Linked DNA regions of Homo sapiens: all the other regions are linked to region 3. Evidence: chromatin loops called from intact Hi-C (ENCODE). Cell type or tissue: chondrocyte. All regions are shown on one strand. Links, peaks and the distances in the headings refer to the core of each region. The heading gives the core; the rest is flanking DNA.

The links. Hi-C counts contacts between places; a loop is a spot of excess contacts. Peaks named below come from ENCODE experiments on the same cell type or tissue, not always from the same donor. Only the 100,000 strongest peaks of a DNase experiment are listed, where the experiment ranks them.
Region 1: it touches region 3 in a loop (4-fold over the local background); 4 of 110 quality-filtered maps call a loop at or near these places.
Region 2: a loop joins it to region 3, with 7 times the contacts of the local background. A loop is called at or near these places in 3 of 110 quality-filtered maps.

What each region holds. Positions count from the first base shown.
Region 1 is chr19:28,976,783-28,983,249 of GRCh38, reverse strand. No RefSeq gene overlaps it. Among named protein-coding and RNA genes, the nearest start is that of LINC00906, 15 kb to the right of the region's middle. In chondrocyte, for the core only: CTCF peaks have their summits at 2,622 and 2,821 (motif pointing right); no DNase peak of the experiment used is centred there.
Region 2 is chr19:29,594,824-29,601,290 of GRCh38, reverse strand. No RefSeq gene overlaps it. Among named protein-coding and RNA genes, the nearest start is that of POP4, 8.2 kb to the left of the region's middle. RefSeq lists enhancers at 4,331-4,831, 4,832-5,332. In chondrocyte, for the core only: CTCF peaks have their summits at 3,633 and 3,841; no DNase peak of the experiment used is centred there.
Region 3 is chr19:28,734,131-28,740,597 of GRCh38, reverse strand. No RefSeq gene overlaps it. Among named protein-coding and RNA genes, the nearest start is that of ERVE-5, 130 kb to the right of the region's middle. In chondrocyte, for the core only: CTCF peaks have their summits at 3,171 and 3,370 (motif pointing left); no DNase peak of the experiment used is centred there.

The DNA.
Region 1 (6,467 bases), core at 1,344-3,843, 240 kb before region 3:
GGCAGGTGCTTTACCTCCATCTCCTTCCACACACCTGTGGGCTTGTGCAGGACCAGAGGCTGGCTCTACCCGCTGAAGCTCTTTGACTCCTCTGTCCTCTCCAAAGCCTCAGTTCTCACCTGACAAAGGGGCTGGAATGTTCCATACACCCTGTAGGACTGTTGGGGTCACATGGATCCATGCTTGTGAAAGGCCTGAGTGTGCAGAGTTGGGAGCTACACTTCGGAGAAGCCCCTCTTGCTGTCCATTTCTCTCTGATAACCAGGTGAGGACCCTGCATGGCTTGATCCATTCTCTTTACTTCCTTTTAAGCCATACTGAGGAGGTTTACTTTAAACAATTTGTTGTTGGTGGTTGTTGTTGGAGACAGGGTCTCACTCTGTTGCCTGGGCTGGAATGCAGTGGTGCGATCACAACCCACCACAGCCTCCACCTCCGGGGTTCAAGTGGTCTTCCTGCCTCACCACCCCCCACCCCCCGAATAGCTGTGACTACAGGTATGCACCACCATGCACAGCTGTAGTTTGCCTTTGAAATCTTTCAGTCTTTCTGCCTCTCTCTTTCTCTACCTCCCCTTCTCTGTCCATTTTTCCTTTCTCTCCTCTTTCTTCTTTTTTTCTGCCTCCATCATCCTTCCTTTCCACATTGCTCTAGAATAAGCTGGTCCAACAGTAGATGACACAGGGGAAGCCAGGGCCTCTGGCTGTCCAGCTGGTCATCTCAGAGCACAGCCCCGATTCTTGAGACACATCCAGGGCCTGGCCCTCCCATGTATCCTCAGCCTTTAGTGAATGGGTCTGAAGTTTCTGTCTGTCCTCATCTCTCAAGAGCACAATTTCTTCTGCTCATTTTTCCTTAATGCCCCCCAAATAATATCACTCAGATAATAAACAGCTCCAGCTTTTAGGATACAGTGTCCAGAGGGCCAGGATGCAGGGGTCTTGTCCCCATCTCCAAATCCATCCTCCTCCCATCTCCTCCGTCGTCCCTTTCTCTACCCCTCTCTCTCCCCCTTTCCCTTCTTCTTGCCCCTCCTTCCCTCCTCCTCACCTGCCTTCCTCCTTCTCCTCCCTCTCCTTTCCTTCCTTCACCTCCTCCTTCCCTTCCTCCCTTCCTCCCCATCTTCTTCCTCCTCCTCTTCCTCTCCTTCCCCCTGAAGGTGCTTAACTGGCACAAAAGGCCTCTGTGTTTCCAGGCCTGGGCTCATGGTGTTTTTAATTCCAAAGTAATCAGCAGAGGCCACAGTCATCTGTGGCCTCTCTGTGCACAGTACATGAGGCAGCATTTGCTCACAGGCTGGCTGTGAGGAGCCTGTGGTCAAAAAAACCTGCACGGGGGCGGAGCGCAGAGGCTGTGTTTGCTGTTTCTGCCACACTGGCATCCTGGAGTATCCTCTCTTATGGGCTACGTGGACTTACCATTGAGGCGTTCACTTGTTCATTTGTCAAGGACCAGAGAAGTGTGTGCATCTCCTGTCCCCGTGATGGCTCCTGAGAATGGCGCGGGCTCCTCCAGTGAGGCCCGCTGCCTCACTCCCGTCTATCTCTTGGTCAAGAGTGGCCACCTTCTGGACCAGCCCTAGAACTGGCTCACCCGCCTCCTTCACCTTCCTCCCTCCTGGCTGTTAGCCAGGCAGGAGTCATTTTTCTCTCTCACTTCAGAGTATGAAGTTTTTTTTCTATAAAAGTGGCTGGAAAGGGGGGACATTATGCTATGAAATAAGCCAGGCACAGGAGGCAAATCCTGCATGGCTTCACTCATATGTGGAATCTGAGAAAGTTGACTGCATAGAAATAGAGGGCAAAACAGTGGTGACCAGAGGTGGGGCAGGTGAGGGGCGGGGTGATGGGAGACACTGATGAGACAGTGCAAAGTTTACTGCAAGAGGAAGTTTTACTGATGTATTTTGATGTGTGGAGACCACAGTTAATAAGAATGTATTATATACTTCAAAATTACTAAAAATAGATCTTTTTACACTTTCAACACAAAAATATGATAACTTGGTGATGGATATGTTAATTAGCTTGATTGAATTTTTCTACAATGTATACATAGATCAAAACATCACATTATACCCACTAAATACACACAATGATTGTCAAAAATAAATGAATAAAAAAAAATAGAAAAAATGTCCATCAATGTCAGTTTCTTTTAATAAAATTTGCAAAATTCAAAAGTATAAATAATAAAATAAAAAGTCTCCTGTTATTCTATTATACAAATCCAAACATTATTAATGTTTTAGTGTATTTCTTTATATTTAAATACCTAGCTAGATAAATAATTTTACAAAATTGGGATCACCAAAATATATGATTCTGCATCTTACTTTTTATCACATTACCTTGTTTAACAATGAAAATTTTCCTTTTAAAACTTTTTTTTGAAAACACGATTTTAATGGGTTTATGGAGATTCCACTATATTTCTAAAAAATATGGCACTATTTTTGAACATGCAGGCAGTTTTCAGTTTTCACCACTGTTAATCTCATTCAGCGAGTATTTGCTGTCTCTTCCGTGTCAGGTGCTGGAGACAGCAGTGAGGATGATGGGGTTTGATGAGATCCCATCCCCAGGGGATTCCAGACAGAAAACGGAAAGGAAATGCAGCAAACATCATTTCAGGCTGTGATCAGCGTTATGAGGAAAAGTGAGATGGATTTAGGGACTAGAGGGTGATGGAAATAGGAGCAAAAGGAAGAAGTCATTTTCACCCAGGGGCCAGGAACGTCCTTCCAGAGCAGGCGAAATCTGGTTAAATCTAGGTGTGGATTGTTGCAGGCAAGTGCAGATGCCTGAGGCAAGAATGAACTTGGCCACTGGAGGACAGTGGTGGGGCAGTGTGGTTGGTTTAGAGAGAGCCAGAGAGAGCAGAGACAGCAAGAGTCTAGGAAAGTGAGCAGTGACCACACAATCAAGGTCTTGAGGGCCAAAGTAAATAATTCAGAGTTTATTCTAAGTGTGAAGGAAGCTTGAGAGTCACAGGTTTTTAAGCAGCTTACTCTGACTGCAGATGGAGAATCTCATGACTGGGGAGGGCCGGCTGGATTGGAAGCAGGGAGGCCAGGTAGGAGCTTAGAGCACTGTTTCAGGTGCATGTCACGGATGTGAACAGTCACAGAAGAGTTGGTGAGGGGTGGCTGCATTCAGAATTGATGTTGAAGGGAGCATGATGTGGATTCACTGGTGGGTTGGAGGTAAAGTGGCAGAGCAAGAGATAACTCAGTTATAACCTGTAGGTCTTTGGTCTAAGCAATTGTGTAAACAGTGGTGCCATTTACTGAAATAGATAAGAAAGGAGAGGAAGGCTTGGGAGGGGACCAGCAGTTTAATTTGGAACCTGTTGCGTTGGGGTGCTTATTAAATATTCAAGTAGTGATGTCTACTAGACTGCTGGATAGACAAGTCTAAAACTCAGAGAAGTTGGGTCTACTAGACTGCTGGATAGACAAGTCTAAAACTCAGAGAATTTGGGTCTACTAGACTGCTGGATAGACAAGTCTAGAACTCAGAGAAGTTGGGACTGGATATGGATATCTAGAAGTCATCAAGGTGCAGATGACTTTTTCAAACTATGGGACAGTAATAGATCCCTCAGGAAGAGTGTGGCCAAAAGTAGTCCCAGGTACTACGTCCTGGGTCCCAAGTGTTTAGAGATCGGATAGAGGAGGAGTCCATGGGAGGATAGGAAGGCCTCTGAGTTAGGGGAACTCACAGCTGTGCTAGGGAAGAACATGCATTTTCTGTTTATCTTTGACCATTTCTTTAGAATAGATTCCCAGCAGTGGAATTACCAGGTCAAAGGGCGTCTGAACCCATTTAAAACTCTTGCAAAATGTTGTCACATCCTTTTCCAAAAATGTCTCATCAATTTATATTTCCATTATCAGTGCACGGTGTTGCCCATGGCAGAGAACCCTTATATCATTGCCAATTTAATAGGCTAAAACATGACACCCTGATTTTAACTTGTAATTCTTTGCCTTTCTAGTGAGCTTGAGCCTTTGTTTTCCATGCTTATTGCTCATTTATGTTGCTTGTATAATTGTCTCAATGTACTTGTCTATTGTGGTTATATAGTGTTTTTGTAATTGTGAGAGGATTTTTTTAATTTGTTAATAACTAATCCTTTCTTGTATTTCTTACAAATGGTTTTCGGTTTGCCATTTCCCTTGGAATTTTACTACAGTGTTTTCTGATACGAGGTTTTCCATTTAAACTTAATTACATGTATCCATCTTGTTCCTAATGATTTCTTCCTTTGCCATTATTGTTAAGAAAAGCCTCCCTGCCACTGTATTTTGGGAAGTGCTGGCGAGTCTATTTTTCATGCTACTTTTGCCAAATTTGGTTAATAGAATTTCTTCATAAAGTAAATGGATTTGCCTTTCATTTTCTTCTATATTCTGCTATAAATTTTATAGTATGCATTTTATATATTCCATGAAGTCCAGACAACATGCACTAATAAAGTCTCATCACCTCCAAATATTTTCCAAGGCAGTGTGCTAACAACACTTTCCCATCTCTTCCATGGCTATGGCTCCGTTCTAGGGTGCTACTTCCTCTTGAGCTATTTTTCCTAATTTATTATTTTCACTAAGTGTTCCATTTTTACATGTTGATGGAATTTATTAGCATATAACTGTGCATTATATTATCTCATAATTATAATTACTTTTATCAGCATATGTTACGTCTCTTTCCTTAGTTCCAATTTTCTTTATTTCTATTTTTTCTTAATTAGATTTGTTAAAGTTTTGTATTTTATTGGGTTCTTCAAAGGGTCAACTCTCCAACTTACTAAATCATGTTAATGTTCTTCTTTCCAAATGTGTGAGTTTCTGATTTAATCTCTGTCATTTCTCATGATTTCCACAGGCTGGTCTCACCTAACTTTCTCCACTTCTCCAACTGCCCTTTCTGTTCCTCTCAGACATGACAGGCAGCTTGCTACACTTCTTCCTCCCAGTTTTCCGGGGACAGGACTCCACTGCTTCCTGACACTTGACACTGCAGAGGAGTCTGAGGTCAGAAAGATTTCTATTTCTTTTAAACTTCTTATTTTTAAAAAATAAGAAAATCTCATTTTCTTCTTATTTCTTTTCCTGTGTAGATGTCTATGGGCATTTTCATTTTCTCTGAGATTCCAAAACATCGACTAGGTCTAGAATGACACCCGTAGCGGTGGTCACTGTCCTCTCTGCGGTCCTCCTGGTGGGCACTGAGCTGACTGCAGCCTCTTTTCTCACAGGGAAGATGAGTCCAAGGTTCCCAGCAGCTCTCTGGGAGAACTGGCCCTAGAAGGGGCGCATATTTGCCCTCCCTGGTGGAAGTAGTGGCCTTTCCTCATTCATTTTAGCTGGGGCTCCAGAGACCCTGGCAATCAGTGGATTTGAGTCTGTCTTTGGCACAGCAAAGTTTTTGATTTTGTGGATTTCAACACCGCCCCTACATCTGCCTTTTTATTTTAACCTTCTGAGTTACTTTTAAATGGGGGTTTGGACTCCTAGGTTAGTGATTTATGTCTATTATCCTTTCCCTCAGTTTCCCTGTTTTTGTTTTATTACCTCAAGGAAATCTAGCATTAAAATAACATCATTTAGATGGGGCCAGAACAGATTCCTGGGCTCACTTAACCACTGTAGCCAGAAGCCCTGGCCACAGTGACTGTGACACCAGGCCCAATCTGTGCCCTGATGTCTGCTCACCAGTAACAGGTTTTCCTAGAAGCCAGGGAATACCTAAGAATGTCAGGTAAGGCTGCAATGTTTCTTTGAACAACATAGCACATACCAGGGCTCACTTCTCTGCAGAATGTGTTCCTGGTGCTATTCTTGCCTCTTTCTCTATTTAAAAAATACTGTTATATTTTAGATGCTTGCTTGCTCCATGGGAATATTGCATACGGTGGGGACTGGACTTCCAGTGTGCCCATTTCTCTCATTTTAACTCGTCTTTGGTGATCTGGGGGTGCCTGTCTCTTCCCCTCCCCTTGTGCTGCACTCAGAGTGGCCCTATTTGACCTTCAGAGAGAGGAGTAGATGAGGACGGTGGACAGGCCAGCGGGACGGTCTACCTATGGCCTGTCTTCTTTTCTAGAATGTTAGCTTCATGCAAGCAGGAAGCTTGCCTTTTTAAATCCACTTTCTCCCCAGGCCTCAGAACACAGTGGTATTCAGTAGCGAGTTGGCCAACTGAACGCACGCAGGAACAAGGGCAGTTCCCAAGCTCTTCTCAGGGCCGAGGCTCCAGCCCTTCTGCGCCTCTCCTCGCCCCTCTCTGCCATGCCCCCTGTTCTCTCCACACTGTCTTTGGACTGTAGCGTCTCCTCCTTCCCCTCCAGGAGGGCTTCCTGTTATGAGATCTTCCTGGCACCAAGCAGAGTGTGTACCTGGCAGTGGCATGAGTGGAGCCAGCCTTCAGCCTGTTCCTAAGTAGAGAACCTGTCCCCAGAGC
Region 2 (6,467 bases), core at 2,579-5,078, 860 kb before region 3:
GACAGAACAGTCCCTGAGGCTCAAGATTACATGCTCCCCTGGCTCTGCTATGCCCTTGATCCAGACGTTGTGTATTGACGAGGAGGGCTGGTGAGGGTGGTGGTGGAGAGCCTGGGCACAGCGACATCAGCCCTCAATCATTCCTCAGGCCTAATAGTGCCACAGAGATAGGCGGTAAGGTGCCAGCGCTAACACTGGACACTTCTGCTGGTCAAACCCTCTCCTGCTGGGTGATAGGCACTTTGTCTACAAGAATCAAAGAACTGGTGCTTGCCGGAAGACAGCGTATCAGCTCTTTGTAAAGAGGCAGCGCTGCGCCCTAAGTCAGTTTAAGACTAACCATTTGGAATTCTGACAGCGGGGACTCTTAAAACTTCGTGTGTCTGGTCACATATCAGTCTCTGAAATCCAAGTTTTCTAGTCTTTCAGCCTCCAAAAGTCACTCTTTAAGGCTAGCTTGATCCCAAATGTATAAAATGCAACTATAGATTTCTTCCAGCTCCCTGGCCCGGTGTTACTCTGTGAGCTGATTGCACTGAGGAAAGCATAGTTTCGGCTAATGGAGTGTCTGTCTGGATAAACGTAGGGCTCTCTGTGTCCTAAGAGAGCTTCTTCACTGCATTTCTCAGGTTTGCTGAGACACTTGAAGGGTTTGCAGAAAGTCACTGCAGGCTGCATGGGAGTGTGTGCATGTAGCTAGCACCTCCTGCCACCTATTTTGACCTGTGCTTAACTCTGGGAAAGCAGCCATTGACTCCAGACCTAGGGGCTATGTGTTTATATTCGTATAAGTCTGTTTAGGTCAAAATATGGGAAAGTAAGAGAGAAAGGACCTGATGTAAAATCACCCAAACTGGAATTGGGGCACAGCAGGGAAGCACAGAGATCTGGCTTTGTGGTGCCTGAATCCCAAAGCCATGCTGCGGGCAGGGGACACACCTCCCCTTCAAGATATTTGAAGCCAGGCTGGGAGCAGTGGCTCACGTTTGTAATCCCAGCACTTCTGGAGGCTGAGGTGGGAGGGTCACTTGAGGCCAGGAGTTTGAGACCAGCCTGGGCAACATGTGAGACTCCATCTCTACAAAAAAATTAACAAAATAAAAAATTAGCCAGGCGTGGTGGCACACACTTGTAGTCCCAGTTGCTCTGGAGGCTGAGGTAGGAGTACTGCTTGAGCCCAGGAGGTCAAGGTCAAGGCTACAGTGAGCTATGATTGCAACTGCACTCCAGCCTGGGCAACAGAGTGTGACCCTGTCTCAAAAAACGAAAATGATTTGAAGCCAGAGGGGATCTGAAGCTATTTAAACCTGATTCTGTGCAGAGGTCAACCCCTCAGCAAAGCTTCCTGAAAGGAAAAGGGGTGCCTTTTCTGGGAGATGGAAAGACCCTTTGGTCTTCTCCAGTCTCTGCTGTTCTTTAATATACAACATCCAGCTTGAAATATAAAAAACAGTGTATACGACACCCACAGAAACAGGACACTGTGACCCACAATCATGGAAAGAAAGTCACTAGAGCAGAAGCGTAGGTGACCCAGACGCTGAACTGGAAGACGAGGCCTTTAAAATACTATTATAAATAGATTAACAAACTTAGAGGGAAAGATGGGTCAAACAGGTGAGCAGATGAGGAATTTTCAGCAGAGGCATGGAAATTCAAAGCTAAAAAATACTTTCAATGTTCCCTGTGATGGTAAATACCTGCATGTTCCGATTTAACAAATTTTTTTTCCTTAGAGACAGGGTCTTGCTCTGTTTCCTAGGCTAGAGTGCAGTGGCTTGATCATAGCTTACAATAGCCTCGAACTCCTGGGCTCAAGCAATCCTCCCGCCTCAGCCTCCTGAGTGGCTGGGACCATAAGTGCATGTCATCACGCCTGGGTAATTAAAAACATTTTTGTAAAATTGGGGGTCTCACTACGTTGTCCAGGCTGGTCTTGAACTCCTGGCCTCAAGCAATCCTCCCACCTTGGCCTCCCAAAGTGCTGGGATTACAGGCATCAGCCACTGCACCCAGGCCGACTTAACACTTTTGTAACTACTGAGAATACTTCCCCAGACCATATACCCTCTTCCTATGTTTTTTTTTTTGTTTTTTGTTTTTTGTTTTTAGCTTTTTTTTTTTTTTTGAGACAGTCTTGCTCCATCACCCAGCCTGGAGTGCAGTGATGCCATCTCAGCTCACTGCAACCTCTGCCTCCTGGGATCTAGCGATTCTTCTGCCTCAGCCTCCCGAATAGCTGGGACTACAGGCATGCGCCATCACACTCTGCTAATTTTTGTACTTTTAGTAGAGATAGGGCTTCACTATGTTGTCCCGGCTGGTCTCAAACTCTTGACTTCAAGTGACCTGCCTGCCTGGGCCTCCCAAAGTATTGGGATTATAGGCGTGAGCCACCTTGCCCAGCCACACTCTTCCTTTGTAATGATCTGATAAATATTTATCTTCCTCAAGCCCTGAAGCCTCTTTGGGGCCCCGTGTCTAGCTTATCACATGAAGGAATCCCTGGGGACCCCTACCAACCTCCCTGCAGCCCAGGTACCACTGGTGCTAGAGAGAGAGGGACCCTGGGAGAAGCTCTCTGGGTGCTCTGGGGCCTGAAGGCTGCTTCACTGCCAGGAGCCCTCAGCTGTCTGAGGCTTCAGGGGCTTCAGCTGTCTGAAGTGCTGGGACATGGAGATTGTCAGCTTGTAGAATGCCCCCTTTCTGGTCTGGACACAGTGTCATTTCCATCTTCTCCATGCTATCACTAGTTCTGTGGTCCCGGCCACTCAGAAGGCTGAGACGGGAGGGTCGCTTGAGCCCAGGAGTTCGGGGCTGCATTGAGCTATGATTAAGCCACTGCACTCTAGCCTGGATGACAGAGTGAGCCTTGTCTCTAAGAGGGGAAAAAAAATGAAAAATGTTAAATCTGTGTGTGCAGGCATTTACCATTACCTCATTCCTGAGGCTTCAACCCTGCCTGTCAATGCACAATTCCGAGGACCGGCCCTCATTTCATACCTGGCACTTATCTGCAGAGCAGCAGGGGCCGGGGCTGGGGTGCAGCTGCTCTCTTTGTGAGCTTGAGGAAGTTCCCCTGTTTCTCTTGGGTCTTTAGGCTTCTTGAGGATCCCCAGAAGCCGTGAGCCTCTGGATGGAGGATACAGCTTTAGCACCCACCTGGCGGCCCCCGTTGGCCTTTCCTTTTGGAGCACTGGTGGCTTTGAGGGTTGCCCCTGGCTTCTTCCCATCGGGAACCAAATGGTAAAACATGACCCAGCATTGCAATACTGAAAATTGGGTTATAATTCTCAGATTGTTAGGTTTCTACCATCTTATATTCTATTCAAGAATGTAAGGAACTCTGAGCGGGTGCAGGGGCTCACGCCTGTAATCCCAGCACTTTGGAGGCCGAGGCGGGCAGATCACTTGAGGTCAGGAGTTCGAGACCAGCCTGGCCAATATGGTGAAACCCTGTTTCTACTAGAAATACAAAAATTAGCCGGGTGTGGCAGTGCTCGCCTGTTATTCCAGCTACTCGGGAGACTGAGGCATGAGAATTGCTTGACCCTGGGGGGCAGAAGTTGCAGTGAGCTGAGATCGTGCCACTGCACTCCAGCCTGGGCAACAGAGTGAGACTTGATCTAAATAAATAAATAAATAAATAAACAAATAAATAAGGCTTCTTGACACCTGGACAAGAACTGCCTTTAATACTAATTTGGCCATTTGGACCGTGACGGGTTATTTTGGCATTTATATTTATTGGTTTACATATTTTCTCTCCCAGGGAGGTCTTGGAATATTAGACATAAAAGGTGCTCAAGGTTTGCAGCGGTGTTCTCTGGTCTGTCACTTGATGGCATTCTAACACAAGGAATGAGACAACGGCTTGCAGCTTCTTTCCTCAGTCTGGGAATTATTTCCCTCCACACCTGTCAAAAATCTGGTTTACTGGCCACTTCAAAGAATCACAGCCGTTGTGACTAGAAACTGCAGACATCCAGAAGCTGAGGGCATTTCTCTATAAACAATGTAACTGGTTTTTGATCAACACCTCCAGAATAGGCAGGACAGAGTCAAGTGGTTTAAATAAGATAGAGGGCAAAAGGAGAGAGAAATTACGAGACCCTGGGGAAGAGGTGGGATTGTCGGTTACATTTGGAAATTGATGGTGTGTCAGCGAGGCGGAAGGAGGGTGTGGGGGTGCTTCCAGATGGCAGGATTCACAGCTAGATTGTGGCAGTTACGAGACAGGGCTGCTTTGAGGAAGGTGAGGGATTGATTTCCACTCCTGTCTTTTTTTTTTTTTTTTTCTTTTGGAGGTGTCCTTTACCCCTTTCTCTATGAAGTGATTTTCTGCCCAGTGACCTTGTTATTACAATGGAAAGAGACACTCATACCGCAGAGTAAATAATACAACACTGGGCAGTGAGGTATAGACATGAGCTCATGAATTTCATGTGACAAGTGTCCTTTTCCATATAAAGGTAGAAACTGAGACAAAAGGAACTGAAGTTACTTAGCAAAATTGCCACCAATTAAGCCTCATTTTTTGAGGTTAGTGACTATCTGGTGATATTTGTTGGTGACATCTGGGTTAGGAGACTAGATTGCAATTTTCCCTCCTCCTTATCAAGGAAAAGCAAGTAATTGTGGAGGAGAGGCCAAAAGCAGAGGGGACGGCAGGAATGGTAAACTCTGCCATGCTGTTGTCACAGTGCTGCCTGTCACCATCGTGCATCCGTAGTGTGGGTGCCGGGCAGATGCACAGACAGTGTTCGAGAAACAGTGCATGAATGACTGCCTGAAATCAACTGAAAGGCACCAAAAAGGTGGCTTCCTAAGCAGTGTCATTCCAGGGTATCATAAATGCTGGTCCCCCAACCCCAACGGTGTACCAAGCTGGGAGGCCCTGCTCCAGTGAACCACAGTGCTTGACATTCAAACAATGGAGAGTCATTCTTTTAGATGGAGCCATTGCTTTCTGCAGGGTTTTATTTTGAAATGCAAATACCCCCAGCGTGGGTAATAAATAAACCCTGCAGTGTGACAAGGTGAGCCTCTTGCTGGGCAGCTGAGGCATGACTAATGGAGTCGCGCTGGGGGCAGGGGGTGGGGGCAGTAGGAGCCCTGGGAGGAGATAAAAAGCAGGGAGACTTGAGATTGGTAACACGTGGACAATTTCACCCTTTTGCCTTCACACTGGAAACCTGGAGCTAGAATTTCCTCTGCCGTGGACAGACTCCCAGAGAGCTTGACTTACCTCGGTTGGATATAACTGGGGAGAAGTAAATTGTTTTCTTTCCTTATTATTCCCTGGTCCACCTCCCACAGAGGATCCCAATAAACTGTGGCACAAAGACAGTGGCCTAGAGGGGGTGGACGTGGGGAGCCCACTGGTTCCTGCCACTTCTATAAAGTGGGCCACCGGGCCTTACCTAGCTGTGGCAGGCACTGAGTTCTGTCTGCCCCGAGGCTGGTTGCCATAGGAGGTGCCTGATTTCCCCTCTCTCTTGGAGAAACATGGGATTTCCTTGGAAGCATGGAGCACAAGTTTCTCATTGTGCTTGAAAGACTGTCTGTTATTAATGTGAATCCCCAGCAGAGAACAGGCCCTGAGGTCTATTGGAACTGCATGCATAGAGGCGCATCAATCCACCCTGATGCCTGGGGATGCCCTTCCTTTTTTCCTTTTTTTATATTAGGTCATTGATCAGCAACATTGATCAGAAAAAAATTATGCCTTGTTGGCCATATTCTTGGATGAAGATCAATGATGTTAATTCTCAGTACATCAATTCGCGTACCGGGCGCTAATTGGAAGGGATGAAGCTGTGTGATGTATCACTGTGTAGGGCCCAGGGCAACCACATCCTCGGAGGGGGTCCAGGAGATTTGATTTGACCAACCTACTCAACACATGAAGCCAGAAACTGCACCTGGCAGACGGGCCCTGAAGACAGAGGTTTAAAAGCCGTTCCTATCCCCTAATACCAGTGATGCTTGATGCTCACTGGGCGGCAATGAGGAGGAAAAATGACACAGCAGAACTTTGAGCAGCCTCGGCTCCTTGTGCTCCAGAGAACAGCCTCCTCCTTCTTCCCCTGCAGCAGGCATTTTCTTTCCCAAACCCAATATTTTATCACCACTGTGAGAAAACTTTAAATTGAAAGATGGAAATTGACTATATCAAATATAGAGAGAGGCAGAAATAATCCAACGGCAAAGGCTTCCAGGGTTTTATTTTTTATTTGTATGTATTTATTTACTTATTTATTTACTTTTGAGATGGAGTCTTGCTTTGTTATCCAGTCTGGTGTGCAGTGGTGTGATCTCGGCTCACTGCAGCCTCCCCCTCCTGGGTTCAAGCAATTCTCATGCCTTAGCCTCCTGGGTAGCTGGGACTACAGGCATGAACCACCATGTCTGGCTAATTTTGTATTTTTAGTAGAGGCGGGGTTTAGCCATGTTGGCCAGGCTAG
Region 3 (6,467 bases), core at 2,179-4,678:
ACAGTATAGCAGATACTATGTTGTGGCATAGTGTTATGCTGCCAAGGATACAGAGAAACTGGATCACTCCAACATTGCTGCTGGAAGTGTAAAATGGTACAACTACACTGAAAAGTAGTTTGTCACTTTCTTAACAAATAAAACCTGTAACTACCATGTGACCCACAACTGTTCTCCTGGGCATTTATCCCTGAGAAATGAAAATTATGCTCATTATACACTATAATATAGTATAATATAGTATCTATTATACCAGGATATTGACATTGATATAATCTACTGACCTTAATCCAATTTCCCTAATTTTGCTGTGCTCATTGTGTGTGTGGATTAAGTATTATATTATTTTAGAATCTGTATAAGTTCATGTCTTCAACACCACAGTTCAGATACTGGTCAGTTCCAGTATCACGAGGATCCCTTATGTTGTAATTTCATAAACACACCCTCCTTCTTTTTCTTCTTATCTACTCCCACCTCTTCCTCCCACTCTGGCTACCACTAATTACTCTTCTATTTCTAAAATTTTGTCATTTCAAAAATGTTATATAAATGGAATTATACAGTATGTAACCTTTTAGAAATGGCTTTTTTGCTCAGCAAAATTCACTGGAGAGTCGCCCAGTTTCTTATGTATAGCAATAGTTTGCTCTTCTTAATTGCTGAATATGGTGTGATGGTCAGTTTTAAGTGTCAATATGATTAAGCCATAGTACCCAGTTATTTAATTAAACACTAATATAGGTGTTGCTGTGAAGGTATTTTGTAGACATGGTTAACATCTATAATGAGTTGATTTTAAGTAAAAGATATTACTCTCAATAATGTCATGGGCCTCATATAAATAGTTGAAGGCCTTAATAGAAAAGACTAGTTTTCCAAAGAAAAAGAAATTTTGCCTCAAGACTTCAGCATCCACTCCTACCTGAGTTTTCAGTCTGCCTGTTTGGTCTACAAAGTTTAAAAATGCCAGCTCCTACAATTGTGTGAGCCAATTTCTAAAAATTTCCCCCTTCTCTCTCTCTCTCTCCCCCCACCCCCTCTATATATAATCTTTTTTTAAAATTTTATTATTATTATACTTTAAGTTTTAGGGTACATGTGCACAATGTGCAGGTTAGTTACATATGTATACATGTGCCATGCTGTTGTGCTGCACCCATTAACTCGTCATTTAGCATTAGGTATATCTCCTAAAGCTATCCCTCCCACCTCCCCCCACCCCACAACAGTCCCCAGAGTGTGATGTTCCCCTTCCTGTGTCCATGTGTTCTCATTGTTCAATTCCCACCTATGAGTGAGAATATGTGGTGTTCAGTTTTTGTTCTTGCGATAGTTTACTGAGAGTGATGATTTCCAATTTCATCTATGTCCCTACGAAGGACATGAACTCATCATGTTTTATGGCTGCATAGTATTCCATGGTGTATATGTGCCACATTTTCTTAATCCAGTCTATCATTGTTGGACATTTGGGTTGGTTCCAAGTCTTTGCTATTGTGAATAGTGCCGCAATAAACATACGTGTGCATGTGTCTTTATAGCAGCATGATTTATAGTCCTTTGGGTATATACCCAGTAAAGGGATGGCTGGGTCAAATGGTGTTTCTAGTTCTAGATCCCTGAGGAATCGCCACACTGACTTCCACAATGGTTGAACTAGTTTACAGTCCCACCAACATAATCTTATATTAATTCTCTTTCTCTGGAGAAGTCTAATTTATACACATGGCTTGAAGGCATCACAATTTGTCTGACAGTTCACCTATTGAAGGACGTCTGGGTTGTTTCCAGTTTAGGGCTATTATGACTAATGTTGCTATAAACATTAGTGTACAGGTGATTGTATAAACACAATTTTCATTTCTCAGGGATAAATGCCCAGGAATACAGTTATGTGTCTTATGGTACTTACATGTTTCATTTTTTTTAGAAAGCACCAAACTATTTTCCAGAGTGTTTGTACCATTTTACATTTCACCAGCAATGTTTGAGTAATCCAGTTTCTCTGTATCGCAGCATTATGCTACTTCTGCTAATTTTTATTCTAATCATTCTGATATGTGTGTAGTAATACCTCATTATGGTTTTAGTTATTTATTTGTTTGAGATAGAATCTCGCTGTGTCATCAAGGCTGGAGTGCAGTGGTGCGATCTCCGCTCACTGCAACCTCCGCCTCCCGGGTTCAAGTGATTCTCCTGCCTGAGCCTCCTGAGTAGCTGGGATTACAGGCGTGCACCACAATGCGCGGCTAATTTTTTCGTATTTTTATTAGAGATGGGGTTTCCCCCTTGTTGGCCAGGCTGGTCTTGTACTCCTGACCTCAGGTGATTCAGCAGCCTCAGCCTCCCAAAGTGCTGGGATTACAGGCGTGAGCCATCAGGTTTCATTTGTCATTTCCCTTATGTTAATGAAGTTGAACATTTTTCATGTACTTATTTGGCATCCTTATATCCTCTTCAGTGAAATGTCTATTTATGTTTTTTGCCTATTTGTCTTTCATTGTTTGTTGTTTTCAGAGTTCTGTGAGTGCTTTATATACTTTAGATAGTTGTCTTTGAGGGGTCACCGCTCTGGCTTGTCTGAACTCCATGTCTCCCATCCCTGTGTGAGTTGTGGTCATCGTTTAACTCTTGGCTCAGCCCATGCAGTTTCACCCTAGTAACATGTGGCTCAGTATTCAGAATCAGACTAGAGTGGCAACCTTCTAAACATTTCTCAAGCTCTTTTTGAAATCAGCTCTTTCTCTTGGTTCTTCTTTTTAAAAATTCCAGCCACTACTGTCTCTCCAAACTGATCTCTCTTTCCCTAACTCGGTGAGATGCTGTGCTCTGTTGAAACTCCCCCTTCCAGTTCTGCAGTCCAGAGGCGCCTGCAGGCAGAAAGCCAGGGGGATTACAGTACTCACAACTTTTGTTTGTCTTCTCTTAGGGATCACAGCCCTGCCGTGATCATTGTTTAAAAACTGTTGTTTCATATATTTTGTCTGGTTTTCTAGTTCCTTATAGTGGGAAGGTAAATTTAACTTCAGTTCCTCATCATAGCTAGAAGCAGACACACTGACCTGTGTTCTCTCCATAGGCCTGATAAAAACATAAACACTGGGTCGTGCAGGGCAGGACTTGGACTGAGAGGGCAGATCACTGGGCATTGGCACTTCTCTTCTTAACTTTCTTCAGAATTTTTCAGTTGTATCCTAGACTAGTTTCCTAGGATACATACATTCAGACATATGGAATTGAACACTTGACCTGCTTGTACAGGCTTGCAAAGACTAGAATATGAACATTAGTTTTACATGATGTGTACATACAAATTTTATATATAGTACTTTACAAAGTGTGCAAGATTTATTTTATTTTGAAAGTTTAAGCTGCCCTCTAGTGGAAAATACATGCCAAGATTTGGGCCTGGCTTTTCTTTGGTTTCGTTTTCATTATGGGAAGCCCTAGATACTCAAATCAGTAGCAGTGAGCTAGTATCTCTTCTCTCCCTGAAGCCGATGGGAGTTGTGGGCTACCTTTCTTTCTTATGGAAGGTGCTCAGGCCCACCCTGGGCCCATGTGGAGCTCTATACAGCTGCAGATAGAGAGACAAGCCTTACCCCAATGGGACCCCTCCTACAATCAGGGGCCCTCTTTCCCTTTCTCTGCTGTTCAGAATATGTGCTGTCTGTCTGGTCCATATTTGCTCTCTGAAATTGATTCACATGAATGTCCAATAATGACTTACAGTAGTACTTGTCTCCTAGGGAATCAAAGCCCTTAGCCACGCTGTTAGTTACCACCCGAAAGGCTGTTCCTGTTCTTAGGGAAGCTGTTGAGATATTTGCAGGCGGAAGAGGGTCACCAATACAATCAGCCTTCACTGACCCTGACTCGGGTAATGATGTCAATGTTGAATCTGCTTCCTGGAAGCATCTGGGCAGAAGCAGCCAGCATGGCCCCAGCCCTGGCTGCTAGACTCTAAACCCAAGTTATTCGGCTAATGACATTGTATTGTTATATATAAAAAGAACCATAGGCAAACCACTATCTGAAAGGTCCACTAGGGGTTAGAGACCATGTTGGTGATGAAAAGAGAATGCAAAGGAAGGAAGGAAGGAAGGGAAAACAAGCAGTAAATTAGAGAATCCGGTAATGATGAAGATGGCAGATGAGAGGCTTTCCGCATGCCACAGCCACAGGGAAATAGAAAAATAGTGCTTAAAGATCAACTCTGTGAATTTTCACTCAAGAAGGAAGACAGGAATTCACCAGACTAGTGAAGGACACACCAGACTCTGGGGAGGGAAAGACGCACAAGCAGCTTCCATGACAGCATTTGGCTGACCAGTGAGTAAAGCCCTTGTCTGCAAGGGTGGCAGCCTGTCTCCCTCTGTGTCTCATCCTTCTGCTAGGGGTCTGTGCAACCCAGGCCAAGACAGAGCACCCCTTTTTTCTCAAGCCCCGGAGCTAGCTTGGGGGAGGCTGAGAGATGGAGGGAGGGAAGACACTGGGAAAAGCTGCTGGCATTTTCCCAGACTTGGGACCGAGAGGATGATACTATTTTTAATCTGGGCTCATACCAAGGCAGTCATTGTGTGGCAACCTGGCAATAATGTCTTCTGCAGACATTTTAGTCTCAGGCCAGAGAGTAGACCATTTGCCCTGGAGCAGGGGAAGGGCCCCCACAGCCAGAATTGAGTGGTGAGTGTGGATACCACTCCAGGAGCAGGCAGTTAAATTAGACTCTCTTGTTACAGGGGGCTGCCGCAGGAGAAGTGCTGAAGAAGAGGTTTCTCCTTAGCAGGAGGACTTGCAGCCAAGGACAGCTTTATGATCTGGAACCAGTCAGTGTGTATCCTTGCTGGGTGCCCCAGTTTGCTCCCTTGATCAGCTGGCAAAGTGTGACCCACCAACTTTGAGGAGTGGAAGGGAGGCACCCTCCCCCTTACCTGCCCCGCACACCTGCGCTGGAGACCTAACCCTTGGTGAGGACAGCCTTTAAGGGAAGTAAGAACACAGCCTGTCAAAGCTTCCCTTGGGTCAAAGGAAATGGAAGCGCAGTGCCAACCACTGGAGGGGGTAACACCAAAGCCTACAAACAAACTTGGAGAGGAGGTCGTCTAATTGCCCCTGTTTCTCCTCAGTGCCTTGCTGTGGATGCAGCCATAGATCTTCCTGTTGGGTCCCGGGAAGCGTGGGCTGAAAGAGGCACTTCTCGAGCTTCTCAAGGGCCTCTACTTCTGCTGAAGAACAGCAGTGCTGGGGGAGGGTGCTCTCGTATGTCTCTATTGCCTCCACCCCTGCTGAGGGTGAGCACAGGCAAAGTGAGACCCTCCTGCTGGCTCTTGCCCTGAAGTGCCATCGACTTGACTGCAGTCTGAATTATAGCACCAAATGAAAACACATTGCTACACCAAGCAGTTTCCTAGAAAGCCACCATATGAATCTGTCTGCAACCAAGGAACCCAGGCCCTCTGATAGCTCTCAGACATAAAGCCAATTGATCATACACAACATAAACCACAGTCAAATTCTCAAAGGAAAAAACAATAAGAAATCAAAATGCCCCATCCAAATGGTAGCACATTTGAAAAATAAAGTGTCAACTTTCTCAGATGAGAAGAAATCAGCACAATAACTCCAGTAATACAAAAAGCCAGAGTGTTTTGTCACCTCCAAAGTATCTTACTAGCTCCCAAGAAGTGGATTCTAACCAAAAAGAAATGTCTGAAATGACAGAAATATAATTCAGAGTGTGAGTGGCAAAGAAACTCAACAAGATCTAAGAGAAAGTTGAAATCCAACACAAAGGAAACAGAAAAGTGATTCAGGATTTGAAAGACAACATAATTATGTTATGAAATAAACAGAACTTTTGGAATTGAAAATTTTAAAAATTCACTACAGGAACTTCAAAATACACTGAAAACCTTAGCAACAGGATAGACCAAGCAGATGAAAGAATCTCAGAGTTCAAAGATTGGTTCTTTGAATCAACCCCAACAAAAATAAAGACAAAAAATGTTTAATGAACAAAGCTTTTGAGAAACATGAGATTATGTAAAGCAATAAAAATCTAAGACATATTGGCACTCTTGAGAGAGAAGAAGAGAAAGTAAGCAGCTTGGAGAATATATTTGAGAATATAATTCAGGGAAGTTTCCCCAACTTTTCTGTAGAGGTCAACCTGCAGATATAAGAAATCCAGAGAACTCCTGCAAGATAACTATAAAAGACACCTATCCCCAAGGCGCGTAGTCAGACTATCCAAGGTCAGTGTGAAAGAAAAAAATCTTAAAGTCAGCTAAAGAAAAGGGTCATGTTAACTATGAGGGGAAACCCAGCAGATGAACAGCAGACTTCTCAGCAAAAACCTTGCAAGCCAGAATAGATTGAGGCCCATATTTAGCATCCTTAAAGAAAAGAAATGCCAGCCAAGAATTTTATATGCTGACAAACTAAGCTTCATAAAGCAGAAG